Regions from separate parts of the Homo sapiens genome. Here region 1 is linked to region 2. A link is a loop called in an ENCODE intact Hi-C map of the cell type or tissue named here. Cell type or tissue: Panc1. All regions are shown on one strand. Region 1 has its middle 17 kb from the start of TRA-AGC5-1. Region 2 holds the start of TRK-TTT7-1 (tRNA-Lys (anticodon TTT) 7-1).

Region 1 (8,000 bases), 55 kb before region 2:
CGACTCACAAGATGAACAGAATGGTGATGTCAGAAGAATAGATGAAGTTGCCATCCACCAAGAAGACAAAGCTGCTGACTTGGGCACAATTAAAGAAGCTGACGCAGTTAGCTACAAAATGTCTAGAGAACACAAAGGAGACACAAACTCCAGAGAGTATGCTGCTTGCAGCTTTGATGATTGTATCAACGGTGGTGTCTCCCCATGCCTGCAGGAGTAGCTGCAGCTAATTATACCTACTGGGCCTATGTGCCTTTCCTGCCCTTAATTCAGGAGTCACATGGATGGATAATCCTATTGAATTATATGTTAATAATAGCGTGTGGCTACCTGGCCCCACAGATGATTATTGCCCTGCCAAACCTGAGGAAGAAGGAATGATGATAAATATTTCCACTGGGTATTGTTATCCTCCTATTTGCCTAGGGAGAACACCAGGATGTTTAATGCCTGCAATCCAAAATTGGTTGGTAAACGTACCTACTTTCAGTACCACCAGTAGATTTACTTATCACATGGTAAGTGGAATGTCACTCAGGCCACAGGTAAATTATTTACAGGACTTTTCTTATCAAAGATCATTAAAATTTAGGCCTAAAGGGAAACCTTGCCCCAAGGAAATTCCCAAAGGATCAAAAGACACAGAAGTTTTAGTTTTGGAAGAATGTGTGGCCAATAGAGCAGTGATATTACAAAACGATGAATTTGGAACTGTTATAGATAGGGCACCTCGAGGTCAATTCTACCACAATTGCACAGGACAAACTCAATCATGTCCCAGTGCACAAGTGAGTCCAGATGTTGATAGCGACATAACAGAAAGTCTAGACAAACATAAGCACGAAAAATTATAGTCTTTCTACCCTTGAGAATGAGGAGAAAAAGAAATCTCTACTCCAAGACCAAAAATAATAAGTCCTGTTTCTGGTCCTGAACATCCAGAATTATGGAGGCTTAATGTGGCCTCATTACCATATTAGAATTTGGTCTAGAAATCAAGCTATAAAAACAAGAGATCATAAGCCGTGTTACACTATCAACCTAAATTCCAGTCTAACGGTTCCTTCACAAAGTTGTGTAAAGCCCCCTTATATGCTAGTTGTAGGAAATATAGTTATTAAACCAGACTCCCAAACTATAACCTGTGAAAATTGCAGACTGTTTACTTGCATTGATTCGACTTTTAATTGGCAGCACTGTATTCTGCTAGTGAGAGCAAGAGAAGGCGTGTGGATCCCCGTGTCCATGCACCGACCGTGGGAGGCCTCGCCATCTGTCCATATTTTGACTGAAGTATTAAAAGGCATTTTAAATAGATCCAAAAGATTCGTTTTTACTTTAATTGCAGTGTTATCGGATTAAGTGCAGTCACAGCTACGGCCGCTGTGGCAGGAGTTGCATTGCACTCTTCTGTTCAGACAGTAAACTTTGTTAACGATTGGCAAAAGAATTCTACAAGATTGTGGAATTCACAATCTGGTATTAATCAAAAACTGGCAAATCAAATTAATGATCTTAGACAAACTGTCATTTGGATGGGAGATAGACTCATGAGCTTGGAACATCGTTTCCAGTTACAGTGTGACTGAAATAGGTCAGATTTTTGTATTACACCCCGAGTTTATAATGAGTCTGAGCATCACTGGGACATGGTTAGATGCCATCTACAGGGAAGAGAAGATAACCTCACTTTAGACATTTCCAAATTAAAAGAACAAATTTTTGAAGCATCAAAAGCCCATTTAAATTTGGTACCAGGAACTGAGGCAATCGCGGGAGTTGCTGATGGTCTTGCAAATCTTAACCCTGTCACTTGGGTTAAGACCATCGGAAGTACTACTCTTATAAATTTCATATTAATCCTTGTGTGCCTGTTCTGTCTGTTGTTAGTCTGCAGGTGTACCCAACAGCTCCAAAGAGACAGCGACCATCGAGAACAGGCCATGATGAACGGGCCATGATGACGATGGCGGTTTTGTTGAAAAGAAAAGGGGGAAATGCGGGGAAAAGAGAGATCAGACTGTTACTGTGTCCATGTAGAAAGAAGTAGACATAAGAGACTCCATTTTGTTCCGTACTAAGAGAAATTCTTCTGCCTTGAGATGCTGTTAATCTGTAACCCTATCCCCAACCCTGTGCTTTGCAGAGACATGTGCTGTGTTGACTCAAGGTTTAGTGGATTTAGGGCTGTGCAGGATATGCTTTGTTAAAAAAGTACTTGAAGGCAGCATGCTTGTTAAAAGTCATCATCATTCTCTAACCTCAAGTACCCAGGGACACAATACACTGCAGGGACCTCTGCCTAGGAAAGCCAGGTATTGTCCAAGGTTTCTCCCCATGTGATAGCCTGAGATAGGGCGTCGTGGGAAGGGAAAGACCTGACTGTCCCCCAGCCTGACACCCATAAAGGGTCTGTGTAGTAAAAGAGGAAGGCCTCTTTGCAGTTATGATAAGAGGAAGGCATCTGTCTCCTGCTCATCCCTGGGCAATAGAATGTCTCGGTGTAAAACCCGATTGTATGTTCTATTTACTGAAATAGGAGAAAACAGCCTTAAGGCTGGAGGTGAGACATGCTAGCAGCAATACTGCTCTTTAATGCACCCAGAGATGTTTGTGTACGAGATGTTTTTGTACATGCACATCAAAGCACAACACGTTTTCTTAAACTTATTTATGACACAGAGACCTTTGTTCACATGTTTTCCTGCTGACCCTCTCCCCACTATTACCCTATCATCTTGCCACATCCCCCTCTCCGAGACGGTAGAGATAATGATCAATAAATACTGAGGGAACTCAGAGACCAGTGCCAGCACGTGAGCGCCAGTCTCCTGGGCCCACTTTTCTTTCTCTATACTTTGTTTCTGTCTCTTATTTCTTTTTTCAGTCTCTCATCCCACCTGACAAGAAACGCCCACAGGTGTGGAGGGGCAGGCCACCCCTTCACCTGGGCTCAAGCGATCTGCCCACCTCGGCGTCCCAAAGTACTGGGATTAGAGGCGTGAGCCACCGCGCCCGGCCTTTCCTTAATTTTTGCCTTTAAACAAAATCCCAAGCACCAGAAACCTCTGATTGATGGCTTCAGCCATTATTTTTCTGGCCTAACAGCTCAAATTCAAATGTCCAGAATAGAGCAAGGTGAATTAAAATCCTTGCTTGGTATATAAAACACTCATCAACAGAAGGCCAAGGCCTTACGCCCCAGCAAGGGATTGAACCCTGAATCCTCAGGCTAAAAGTCTGATAGCTCTACCGACTGAGCTACCCAGGCTCACGACAGCAACCTTCCCTCATAGCTTAAGTACATAGCTTAAGTACAGAGAAATACAGTTATCGTCAGCTTTGTCTTCCATTCCAAACGAAAACAATCGCTTGCAGAACTACCTCACGTGCTCAAACCAAAAGCAGCCGGCAAATCCCATTTCTACACTCACCAACCTACTCCCACCACAACCATCTGGCTTTTTTCGAAAGCCACCAATACCAGCCGCTACTACACCTCAAACAAAACCTAGCTACGCGGGTACGCTCCCGAAGCGTTCAGCTCTGGAAACAGCCCAACGACGCTCTCAAAAGCCGACAGTTGTTTGCGTAAAAAGGAATGGTATCTTACTAGGGGACGAAAGGTTTTGGCCTACTTCCTTTCAAACATACAAGACTGTAATATTTTTTCGTACCTAGAGGACTCAGAGAAAACGTGCAGAGCTTGGACACGTCCTACTTATTCATCCATCCAAATCCTGTACGTGCTGTTTTGCTAACCCCAACCTCGCCTCACCCCCTCTCTCCAACCACCCATCCCTTCACCCTTTCCCTTCTGGTCTCCTCACTGCCTCCTCCTAGGCCACGACTTCCCAATAACTCAGCCCACTCCATCCAGCTTGAATTCTTGATTTTCCAGGCCAGGATTTCCCAAATCTGCCGGATTTCGAATTTAGGGAGCTTTCTAAATGATGTAACTTAACTGCCCGGCCCCGCCTGGACCGTGATTTCGGTCGTCATCCAAAACTCATGTCTGGGTTGACTGTCACACAAAACACTGGCGAGAGGATGACAGCGTCGACCCTTTGAGCTGTGTCAGATCACGTTTGAGACGCTCACCAGGCGTACAAAGTGTTAGTTCCTTGCATAGATCGTGCCCCAGTCCACACACCTTCTCCCTTGCCCTCTCCTGATTCCAGAGAGAATCCCATCTGAAAGAGGCTATGTATCCGACTGCAGCATTCTCCCTCCTCCTCCCTACCCCGCCTCCTCTCTTTCAGATCAGAGCTTCGGCGATGGAAAAGCAGCTGTCGGTCCTGGCCGTGTAACCACCCCAGATTTGCCAGACACACGCTGTCGCTCTGCATTTCAGGCCAGGTTTTGTGAATTCTGTAAGCTTCTGTTTTACATCCTCCATTAGGACCTAGAGTTCGCCAAGCAGCATTTAACTTTACTTCTTTGATTTCCTTTCTGTGTTACCTTTGGTGTCCTTAGGCAGAAGAAGTTGAGGGAAAGGGGCAACTTGAAGAGGCAAGAAAATGCTTCATTCCTGGGGCTTTGTGAATGGAAGTGCCCGCCAGGGAGTCGGTTGTGGAGCGGACCTTGGAGCAAGCTGACAGGTAGGAAGATGTGTGAAGCAGAAACAATGAATCCCAGGGTCCAAAATCGGTCTAAGGCCAAGTTTTATTTTGTTTTCTAGAAATCTATATGAATGCATTTCCAGTCTTCCTGCTACCCTCACTTCAAAGGCCTTCTCCCTAGACACGGGAAAATCCAGAGCTCCAGAAGCAAGTTCTCAGCAGAATTCCAGCTTTTTCACTTTTTGTCCCCCGCTTTGATACATGAACTAGCATTCAAAAGGAAACAAAAATGGAACTGATTTTGGTACATTCCTCCAGTGTAGGACTATGCTTAGAAACAGAGGAGTTCTTCGTCTTATCATTTTTACTGGCCCCTTGTTTATACCGTCAGTGTTTATTTCAGGAAACTCAATAACTTAGGCATCTGTCTATGCTTAAACTGTTCCCCACCCCGCCACCACACACACACACACACACACACACATACACACACACACACACACACACACACACACACACACACTGCCCCTTTGGCTGCATCTACCGCAGGGATCTTTGGTGTGCTGTTAACTCATGAATTCTACTTTCTGGTTGTACAACTGTAAACACAAGCAACTTGATTTTTCAGAAGGCAAGTGTAAGAGAAGAAATTTTAACCCATCGCCCACTAAGACTCTTGCAATTTTATTTCAACTAAGTATGCGATAACACAGCGTGTCAAAATATTCAATGAGAATCTATTTACTATCTACCAGACTAATCACTCTGCCAAAATCCGGCGTCGAGAAGAAAACTTTTAAGACTTTAAGCCCCCTACCATATCTAATTCTCCCTGCATGCTGATAGCATCTGGCCCTCAAACTTGCAAATGAGTTTTCTTTTTCTGTTTTTTTTTTTTTTTTTTTTTTTTTGAGACGGAGTCTTGCTCTGTCACCCCGGCTAGAGTGCAGTGGCACGATTTCGGCTCACTGCAAGCTCTGCATCCCGGGTTCATGCCATTCTCCTGCCTCAGCCTCCCGAGTAGCTGGGACTACAGGCGCCCTCCACCACACCCGGCTAATTTTTTTGTATTTTTAGTAAAGACGGGGTTTCACCGTGTTAGCCAGGATGATGTCGATCTCCTGACCTCGTGATCCACCCGCCTCGGCTTCCCAAAGTGCTGGGATTACAGGAGTGAGCCACCGCGTCCGGCCGCAAATGAGTTTTCAAAGTTCACATTGGCAAGCTCCGCATTCCTTAAGAAACGCGGTTTGGGTTATCCAAGTTCTTCCAATCACTCACCCAAACAGACATGAGATCTGCTTCTCCCAAATCAATGGAGGTCCATAATGAGAGGATGGATTGGCTGAAGGAAAAATGGAGGTACCAGGGATTGAACCAGGGACCTCGTACATGCGAAGCATGCGCTCTACCACTGATCTACACCCCCTGACTCTCAAACTTCCTGGGTTCTTTTATAAAATGTTGTTGCTATTTTTCTTGTTGGTTTTGTTTTGTTATAGTTTTTTAACTTAAGAGTTAGGTAGAGAAAGTCCACTGGATTAAATTTCATTATCTCTGAAATTACAAGACTGGATACTGTGTAGTGGCTTCATTAGACGAGTAACAGATTTTAGTCTGAATAGCACCGTTTTTGATTCTAGGACCTTCCCATTCCTGTTAACTTGCTCCAAGGTCCACTTGCCGGCGACTCGGTGAGAGTTTCTTGCCTCCACCAGGAAGGTCCTGAGACAGTCTCAAGTCTCCAACATATATAGCAGCGATAATGACTCAGAAAAAAGTGTTTTTCAGTCCAGAGGCAGCCGCGGGCTTTCCTTGATCTTCACACCATGCTGGGTCGGAGGCTCTGCCAACATCCATTTTCCAGCTCTTTTCGTGAGTCCCAGGTTCTGAGATTGTCCTGCTCTGATTCCACACCCCATCTCTATTTCTCGCTTGACGATTATTATATCCACAAACGGGTTTTAAAACAGCGACTTCAAAACTCCATCAACTTTAAATGGAGTGACATATTCCCTCCCACCCAGACTTAGGGAATAAACAGGGCAAGGTCAGACGCAGGGCAGCGGAGAGAATTTCCAACTGCCTTCCCTTTGAGAACCCACGGACACAAGGAGGAATTCTGCTATATATGTACATATTTGAAAGAAAAAGTCAAAGAGGCCCGGAAACCTTCAAGCAGTGCCACCGGGGGATTGGAAAATGCGAGCAGGTCCTGGATATGGCAAAGCAAATAGAATTGAATTGTCTGGGAACGAGCAGAGCCCTTTGTTCACGGGAAGCTTTCAGCTTAGCATATAAGGCGAAGGATGTACATATTCACGTCAAAGCCTTGGGCTGCTTCTTTATCCAAGAGCTGTTGTGTAACACTGACGAAAGTTATATCAAGCAAGTTTTCCTTTAAAGCCTCAAAACACTGAAAAAAAAAGTGTTCACTGGCAAAGGCAAGGAACATTTAAGCCACCCAATTTTGATTCTCCTCGCCTTAGCCCTCTAGAAGATTTCCTTGAAAAGTGAGTGCAGGAGGATGTTTGTGATCAGGCAACATGCTGCTGAAACACATCATTGATTTCAAACTCTGAGGAGGGATATGGGAGTTTTAGACCTTTAATCGGGGGCTCTCCCAACTGAGTTATGTCAGCTGCACCTCTACCTTCACTGACACTAGTAATTATCTCAGCTATTGAGTTTCGAAAGCACTGCATTATTTGAGAGATGTCTTTCCCTTGATCCCTCACTCAGAAGTTGGGATCAATAACCTGCCACATTTGGTAATTGATTGAAACTACTGCCATCTGTGTGCATGGAAGAGCAGTGAGGGGAGAGAAAAATCAGTGGGTGAGTTTTGGCTCCTCAGGCTTCACACAGGAACAACCACAAAAAGAGTTGTTAACAAAGATTGCTTAAGGGCCTCTTTTTCTTTTCCTTGATCATTCTTTTTCATCGTTGTTCCTCAGGAAACTGTGTAATGGAACGAAAAGAATGAGAGCTTACTAATGTGATGGTGACACGATTGTTCCTCTCCTTTTGGGAGATCCTGAGTGAGGGGGATATTTCTCTCTCAATTCTTCTTGTCTTATGCTTATGCAACAGGGTTGTGTTATTTAAGTACAGCTTTGAAGAAGTAAGAGAAAAGCAGTATGAAGGAATAAACCTGGACTCACCTGCATGCTTAGCCGGTGCTCTGCCACCAAGCTATATACCCCAATTGACCCTACATTTCAGTAAATCCTCTAAAACTGATGATTGTCCCAATTTCTGGATATCCAGTGGTTGGTAGGACAGTTTACTGTATTCAACCTCACTATTTCAGAAAATCCTAGACCAGTCCCTTTTTGCAGCTATGCCATGAAAAGTAATGGAATGCTAGACCAAAAAACAGTTTTGTTTACTAAGATCTTCCTCCTCCAATTTTCTCACTCCAGTCAGGCCACTCCA
Region 2 (8,000 bases):
ATACCATTTCCTTTCCAAAGCCTTTCAGTGTTTTCTCTGATGCCTTTTGATTTTTATCTGATGGGTTCCAGGCAAGATTCCTTTAAAATGTTTAAATATTTCTAACAAAAGTATTTTGGGAGGAATCCAAGAGAGATTTGAAAGTATGACATTCTTAATCTCTCTATAACAATCTGTCTAGATAATTTCACTGAAGAAATGAATGGAGGAGGGTGTCTGTAGATAAAGGTTTCTATAATTGAGATTTGAAAAAAATAGAATTTATTTATTTGTTTAGATGAAACCAGACAACTTTCCAAGCCCTGAATCAAATTGGGGGATGTATTGCACCTTTAGACAAAGAATCTCCCAATGTAGCTACTTTAGCCATTTTACAAAAACCCATAATGCATGACCCTAATAATGTTCTTAACTTTAGAATTTGGAAAACTCAGCATTTCCTGTGAGGTGTGATCCAGTGTACAACAAACGTTCACTCACACACACAGAAAGAACTAAGATTTGCAGCACTTATGGTCTGGTTATTGACCTGACGTGTGTGTGTGTGTGTGTGTGTGTGTGTGTGTGTGTGTGTGTATGTGTGTGTGTGTTGGGGATGGGGGCTACTGTGAAAGGAAAGGATAAAGAAAACTCAGCCAAGTAAAGATTTTCTACTCACATATCTATTTACCATTCTTTTGTCTATATGTCTTTTAAAAGAAGACATACAAATGGCAAATATATGAAAAGGTGCTCAACACCATTGATCATCAAATAAATGCAAATCAAAACTAAAATGAAATGTTATCTCACCCAAGTTAAAATGACTTTCATCCAAAAGACAGGCAAGGACGTGGAGAAAGGAGAACCCTAGTACACTCTTGGTGGGAATTTAAATTAGTACAACCGCTTTGGAGAATAGTATGGAGGTTCCTCAGAAAACTAAAAATATTACCATATATTCCAGCAATCCCCCTATTAGGCCTATACCCAAAAGAAAGGAAATTAGTATATCGAAAAGATATCTACACTGTCATCTTTATTGCAGCACTATTCACAATAGCCAAGATTGGGAAGCATCCTAAGTACCCATCAACAGATAAATGAATAAAGTAAATGTGGTACGTATACACAACGGGGTACTATTCGGCCATGAAAAGAATGAGGTCTTGTCATTTGCAAAGCGGATGGAACTATGTTCTGTGCGGGAAATGCGAGAGGGGAGAAGAAAAGACACACACACAATACCTTTAAGGGTAAATAACCTTTATCCCACGTAAACGGCAATGCAGATATAATAAACAAATGATACAATAAGCAAATTGCAATGGGAAGGGGAGAAGGGAAAAGATATATATATATATATATATACACACACTCACCAAATATATATATATATATATAAATATATATATTTATATATATGTACACTCACAAGACTATGAAGGATTCATCACCACACCGGGAAGCAACAGCCCCGGCTCCAGAGTCGGCCACTCGTCCATGCACAGAGAAGGAGAGGTCTCATGAAGCTCACGAGAGCCCTTCGCGACTGAGCTCAAGGAACAAGAAAAGGTCAACTTGTTTTTGCGATTGTCTGTTGTTTTTCAATAACTAACGTATAGGAATAGATTGAAATAGAGATTTCTCCAAAACAGCACTGGATGAACACCTCAAGGGGTTCATACAACCTGTTCAGGATTTGGTGACCATTGTTTGTGTCCACGTTCAATTGAGTTCAAATTTAATACGTAACTTTTCCTCCACAAACTAGAGGACATTAAGTTAAGCTATACACAGAAAGTAAAACTTCACATATTCTCTCTCATTTGTGGAAGCCAAAAATAAAACAATTGAACTCATGGAGACAGAGAGTAGAATGATGGTTACCAGATGCTGGGAAGGGTATTGGAGGGGGCAGTGAGATGGTTAATGGATACAAAAATATAGTTAGCATGAATAAGATCTATCATTTGATAGCACAACAGGGTGATTATAGTCAACAAAAATGTATTGTACATTTAAAAATAACTTAAAGATTATAACTGGAATGTCTGTAACAAAGAAATGATAAGGTGTTGAGGCGATGGATGAGGTGATGGATGCTTCGTTTATCCCAATATGATTATTACACATTGTATGCCTGCATCAAAATATCCCATGTATCATATATATACATATATATACTATGCAGCAGTAAAAATTAAAAATTAAAAAAAAGATCCATAGACGAAGAAAAAATATCTTCAAAAATAAAACAAGAAAAAAACAAAGAAAAGATCCATTATTAATTACTGCCTTTGTCTGTCTGTGTTTGGAGAACGAATATCTGGCAGAAAAATGCTTGCTGTGTTTAACATCACTATTTCTAAAACCTTTAGACTGTGACCAGCAAAAGCGGCACTAAATACTAAACCAAAAGACACTGTTACACGCGGTTTTCCTCTCTGGCCAGCCAGACCGCCGGTCTGAGGTCCACTTGCCAAAGTGATGCCTGGCTGGCAGTTTCATCCACCAACAGAAAGGGGTCCATTATGGAATGTTCTCTTGCATCTTCAAATTCTTCCTCCTTCGTCTCTCTTACCCTCTGCCTACAAAGGCTTCAAGAAAGAGATGCAAGACAATACTGAGGGATACGAACAAAAGTAGCTCCACAGTTGCCTCGAGAAGTTTAGGTTGCAGGTAATTGGCGAGAATGAAACCCTCTGTATCTAGCAACTCCGCAGTGCTTTGTGTAGAAGACGCTCCATCTCAGGTTACGAAAATCTACAGAAAGGAAATGTTTAAAAAGAGAAAAGGAAAATATTCCTAGGGATTATAATGTCTCTCTTAAGCAGGGTCTTCGAAAAGAGGATAATTCAAGTAATATGATTTACAAATTGCAACATGAAACAAAATGAACTGAACAAATGGAGAAATCTAGATTACATACTCCGTGGGTTGCGTCTACCCAGGGCCTGGATAGCTCAGTTGGTAGAACATCAGACTTTTAATCTGACGGTGCAGGGTTCAAGTCCCTGTTCAGGCGAAATATTTGTGTGTTTTACTCTAGCTCCGGAGTCCCCAACCTCCAGTAAACGTAACCGCGTATCAGGCAGCGCGGCAGGCGAGCCAGAGAAGTTTCATCTGTCCTTATACAGCAACTCCCCAACGCTCCTGCGACCGCCTGAGCTACTCTTCCTCCCAGATAAGCGGGGGCGTCAGATTCTCACAGAAGTCCAAACCCTATTGTGAACTGCGTATGAAAGGGATCTAGATTGTGGGCTCCTTATGAGAATCTAATGCTTGATAATCCGTCACTGTTTTCCATCAGTGCCAGATGGGACTGTCTAGTTGCAGGAAAACAAACTCAAGGCTTCCAGTGATTCTACATTATGGTGAGTTGGATACTTATTTCATTATATATTACAATATAATAACAATATTAAAAAAGTGCACAATAAATCTAATGTGCTTGAATCATCCCAAAATCATCCCCCCCAACCCCTGCTCCCTCATCCATGGAAAAAACTGTCTTTCATGAAACGGTCTCTGGTGCCAAAAAGGTGGGGAACTGCCGCCCAAGATAGTTTATACCAATTAAGCACAGGAAGAAGTTCAGATACTTGTTTGTACAGTGACTAAAACTTTGCTACTTTATGCTTTACAAATGTGGAATGATTTACATCATGAAATTACCAGCCCTAAGGGATTGCCTTAGTGAAGTTGTTTTCCAAACACCAGAATACAGAAATCTAAACTATTTTAGAGACTGTTGACCTGGAGATTTGCATTTTTACATATTTTTTAGAGAATCTCCTTCAACGGTTAACTGAAAACAAAATCAATCAAAATTTCTAAACTCTAAAAACAGAGAAAGAGATATTGAAAGCAAGAAAAGAGACAAAACACCTTACCTACAGAGAAAACCAATTTGCATAACAGTGGGTATCTTATCAGAAATCACAGAAGTCAGAAAGAGTGGCACAACAGTTTTCAAGGACCGAAAGAAAAGAATTGTTAATTCTGAATTCTATATCCACAGAAAATATCCTTTAGAACTGAAGAAGAAATCAAGACATTTTCAGAGCAAAGAAAACTAAGATAATTAGCTTCTAGCAGAATTATCCTTTAAAAAATAGTTAAATTTCTCCAGATGGAAAGAAATGATAAAAGAAGAAATAATTGACACCAGGAAAGAAGAAAGAACATGGTAAGCAAAAAAAAAAAAGGTAAAAACAATACATTTTCCTTTTCCTCTTGAGCTTTCTAAATTATGTTTAACAGTTGAAGCAAAAAGTGTAACATGACCGGGCACGGTGGCTCAGGCATGTAATCCTACCACTTTGGGAGGCCAAGGTGGGCAGATCATGAGATGAGGAGATCAAGACCAGCCTGACTAACATGGTGAAACCCCGTCTCTACTAAAAATACAAAAAATTAGCTGGGCATGGTGGCACACACCTGTAGTCCCAGCTACTCGAGAGGCTGAGGAGGGAGAATCACTTGAACCAGGGAAACGGAGGTTGCAGCGAGCCAAGATCACGCCACTACACTCAGGCCTGGGCAACAGAGTGAGACAATGTCTCAAAAAAAAAAAAAAAAAAAAGAAAGAAAGAAAAAAGTATAACATGGTTCGATGTGGTTCGAAATGTATGTAGAAGAAATAATTTAAGACAATTATATTACAAGTAGGAGAGGCAAAGTGACAAAAAGGTAAAGATGACACACATCACTTTAACTGATAAAATAATGATACCAGTACACAGTGATAAATTAAATAAATATGTAATACTCAGACAAATCACTAAAAGAGTTATATAAAGAGATCATTTAAAAACACTACAGATAGGCTGGGCACAGTGGCTCACACCTGTAATGCCAGCACTTTGGGAGGCTGAGGGGGATCACCTGTGGTCAGGAATTCGAGACCAGCCTGGCCAACATGGTGAAACCCTGTCTCTACTAAAACTACAAAAATTAGCTGGGCATGGTGGCGCATGCCTGTAATCCCAGCTACTTGGGAGGCTGAGGCAGGAGAAAAAAAAAATCAAAAAAACAAAACCACACACACACAAAAACGCTACAGATAAATGACAATGAAATTCTAAAAAAGTATACTAGTAGTCCACAAAGAAGGCTTTAATAAATAAATACATACATACATACATATCCCCAGAAAATGGCAGTAACAGGGTACAAATAGAAAACAAACTGCTAGATTTCAGCCCTAACATATCAATAATTACATTAAATGTAAATGGTCGAAAGGTACCAATTAAAAGACAGAGATTAACAGAGTAGATTAGAAAATATAATCCAACTACATGCTGTCTACAAGAAACTTATTTCAAATATAATTATACATACAGGTTGAAATTAAGCATATAAAAATATATAACATTCAAATGTTAATTAAAAGAAAGCAAAAGTGAGTATATTAATATAATATGAACTTTATTTATTTATCTTTTTTCTTTGAGATGGAGTTTCACTCTTGTCACTCAGACTGGAGTGCAATGGCGCGATCTCTGCTCACTGCAACCTCTGCCTCCAGGGTTCCAGTGATTCTCTTGCCTCAGCCTCCCAAGCAGCTGGAATTACAGGCACGTACCACCATGACTGGCTAATTTTTGTATTTTTAGTAGAGATGGGGTTTCACTATGTTGGTCAGGCTGGTCTCAAACTCCTGACCTCAGGTGATCTACCCACCTCAGCATCCCACGGTGCTGGGATTACAGGCGTGAGCTACCACGTCTGGCCTAATATAAGCTTTAGAACAAAGAAAAATTTTAAAAATCCACCAAGAAGGCATAACAATCCTAAATATGTATAAACCAAACAGAGTTGAAAATATGTAAAGAAAAAAAGAATTTTTAAAAAATAGACAAATCCACAATTACATTAGAGACTTCAACACTTCTCTCATAATAATCGATAGAACAACTAAACAGAAAATCAGCAAGGATGTTGAAGAACTCAAAATCATCTTCAGCTAACAGAATTCAGTCAACATTTAAAGAAGACTCCACACAAGAAAAGCAGAACACACAGAACACAGGTCAAGATGGAACATATTCTGGGCCATAAAACAAACCTCAAATTTAAAAGAATTAACTCACACAGTATGATCCCTGACCACAATGAAATCAAACTAAAAGTCAATCACAGAAAGACAACAGAAGAACATCCAAACACTTGGAAAATGAACAACACACTACTAAATAGTACACAGGACAAAGAGAAAGACTTAGTAGATATCAAAAAATAAATTAACCTGAATAAAAATGAAAGCACAATATACCAAAATTTTCAAGACAACCTAAAAAAACACTGAGAGAGAAATGTATACCACTAACTGCATACATTAGAAAAAGAAAAAAGTCTCAAGTCAGTCATCTAAACTTTTATTTGAAGAACCCAGGTGGGGAAAAAAGCAAAATAAACCCAAAGCAAATAGACAAAAGATAACAATAAAAATAAGAACAAAATTCAGTGAAACGGAACACAAACAAAAAAAGAAAAACAAACAAAAAGCTAGTTCCTTTAGATCAATAAAAGAAGACCTCTAGTAAGACAGAAATTTTAGGAAGAGAGATGACACAAATTACCAATATCAGGAATAAAAAGAGGATATCACTGTAGACTCTGCTGACATCAAAAGGATATGTTTTTGGATGATTTCCTTTAAAAAATTTAGCCGGGCTCGGTGGCTCACACCTGTAATCCCAGCATTTAAAAAATAACTAGCCATGCATGGTGGCGGGTGCCTGTAATCCCAGCTACTCGGGAGACAGGTAGGAGAATCGCTTGAACCGGGAGGTGGAGGGTGCAATGGGCCGAGATAGCACCATTTCACTCCAGCCTGGGCAACAAGAGCGAAACTCCGTCGCAGACTTTTTCTCCCCCTTGTAAGGTCGGAGCGTTCCCACTCAGGAAACAACATTTCTCTACTCTAGGTTTATCTGGCCTCGCATCTCTCCCCAGCTGGGCCCAGCCTCAGCCTATGCTGCAGAAATGTTTAAAGTCAAGCATGTAGAGAAGGAAAAAAAAAAAGGAAAGTGATGTGGAAATTAAAATAGCAGCTGCATAGGAATCTCAACATAGTGCTTAAAATGTGCATAAACGAGACTAGGAGTGCCCTGCGCTTTTGTGAAAACTTCATTTAGAAATAAATGAGAAAGAAGGTGGAGAGGAGCCGAGAACCAGCAGGTGGGGAAAGGGAAGAGGCAGGCTAGAGTTAAAAAATGAAGGAGGAAAAGCATCCTCAAGATTATTCAGAATATATATATATATAATATACATAGTATATACTAATAATATATAAGGATATATTATATCCTAATAATATAAGTAAATAATAATATATAACTTGTTAAATAATCATATAAATAAATATATTTTATAATTATGTTATTTATTATATAATATTAACATAACATATTATCAATATAATATTTTATATAACATATGTAGTATGATATATCCTAATATATAAAAATAATATTAGGATAAGGGAATACTATTGTGGTGGTAAACTGAGGAACGGAAAGACTGATACAGGAGAACAGGAGGATATTTATTTTAAGGTAAGCAGCCACTGAGTGGATTCACATCCAAAAAGTTGAGCACTGGCCGGGCCTGGTGGCTCACGCCCATAATCCCAGCACTTTGAGAGGCCAAGGCTGGCAGATTACCTGAGGTCAGGAGTTCGAGACCAGCCTGGCCAACGTGGTGAAACCCCGTCTCTACTAAAAATACAAAAATTAGCCAGGCGTGGTTGCACATGCTTGTAATCCCAGCTACTCGGGAGGCTGAGGCAGAATTGCTTGAGCCCAGGAGGCGGAGGTGACATTGAGCCAATATCGTGCCACTGCACTCCAGCCTGGCCGACAGAGCAAGACTCTGTCTCAAAACAAAACAAACAAACAAAAAATGCTGAGCGTTGAACAAAGACAGAGCAGGAGTTTTTATAAGCAAAACAAAGGCAGTTAATCATACAGTGCTTAATTTGTGGCCTTGCAGCTGCGTCAAAAGAAAAA

What was found. Hi-C counts contacts between places; a loop is a spot of excess contacts. Peaks named below come from ENCODE experiments on the same cell type or tissue, not always from the same donor. Only the 100,000 strongest peaks of a DNase experiment are listed, where the experiment ranks them.
Region 1: a loop joins it to region 2, with 2.2 times the contacts of the local background. A loop is called at or near these places in 5 of 110 quality-filtered maps.

Annotation. Positions count from the first base shown.
Region 1 is chr6:28,690,013-28,698,012 of GRCh38, forward strand. It overlaps the pseudogene TRK-TTT13-1. Among named protein-coding and RNA genes, the nearest start is that of TRA-AGC5-1, 17 kb to the right of the region's middle. In Panc1, no CTCF peak of the experiment used is centred here; DNase peaks (open chromatin) are centred at 2,639, 3,249, 5,919, 6,126 and 5 weaker places; H3K4me3 peaks cover 4,334 bases; H3K27ac peaks cover 1,065 bases.
Region 2 is chr6:28,744,810-28,752,809 of GRCh38, forward strand. TRK-TTT7-1 (tRNA-Lys (anticodon TTT) 7-1) reads left to right here and starts at 2,935; the gene lies at 2,935-3,007. In Panc1, no CTCF peak of the experiment used is centred here; a DNase peak (open chromatin) is centred at 3,067; H3K4me3 peaks cover 1,809 bases; H3K27ac peaks cover 664 bases.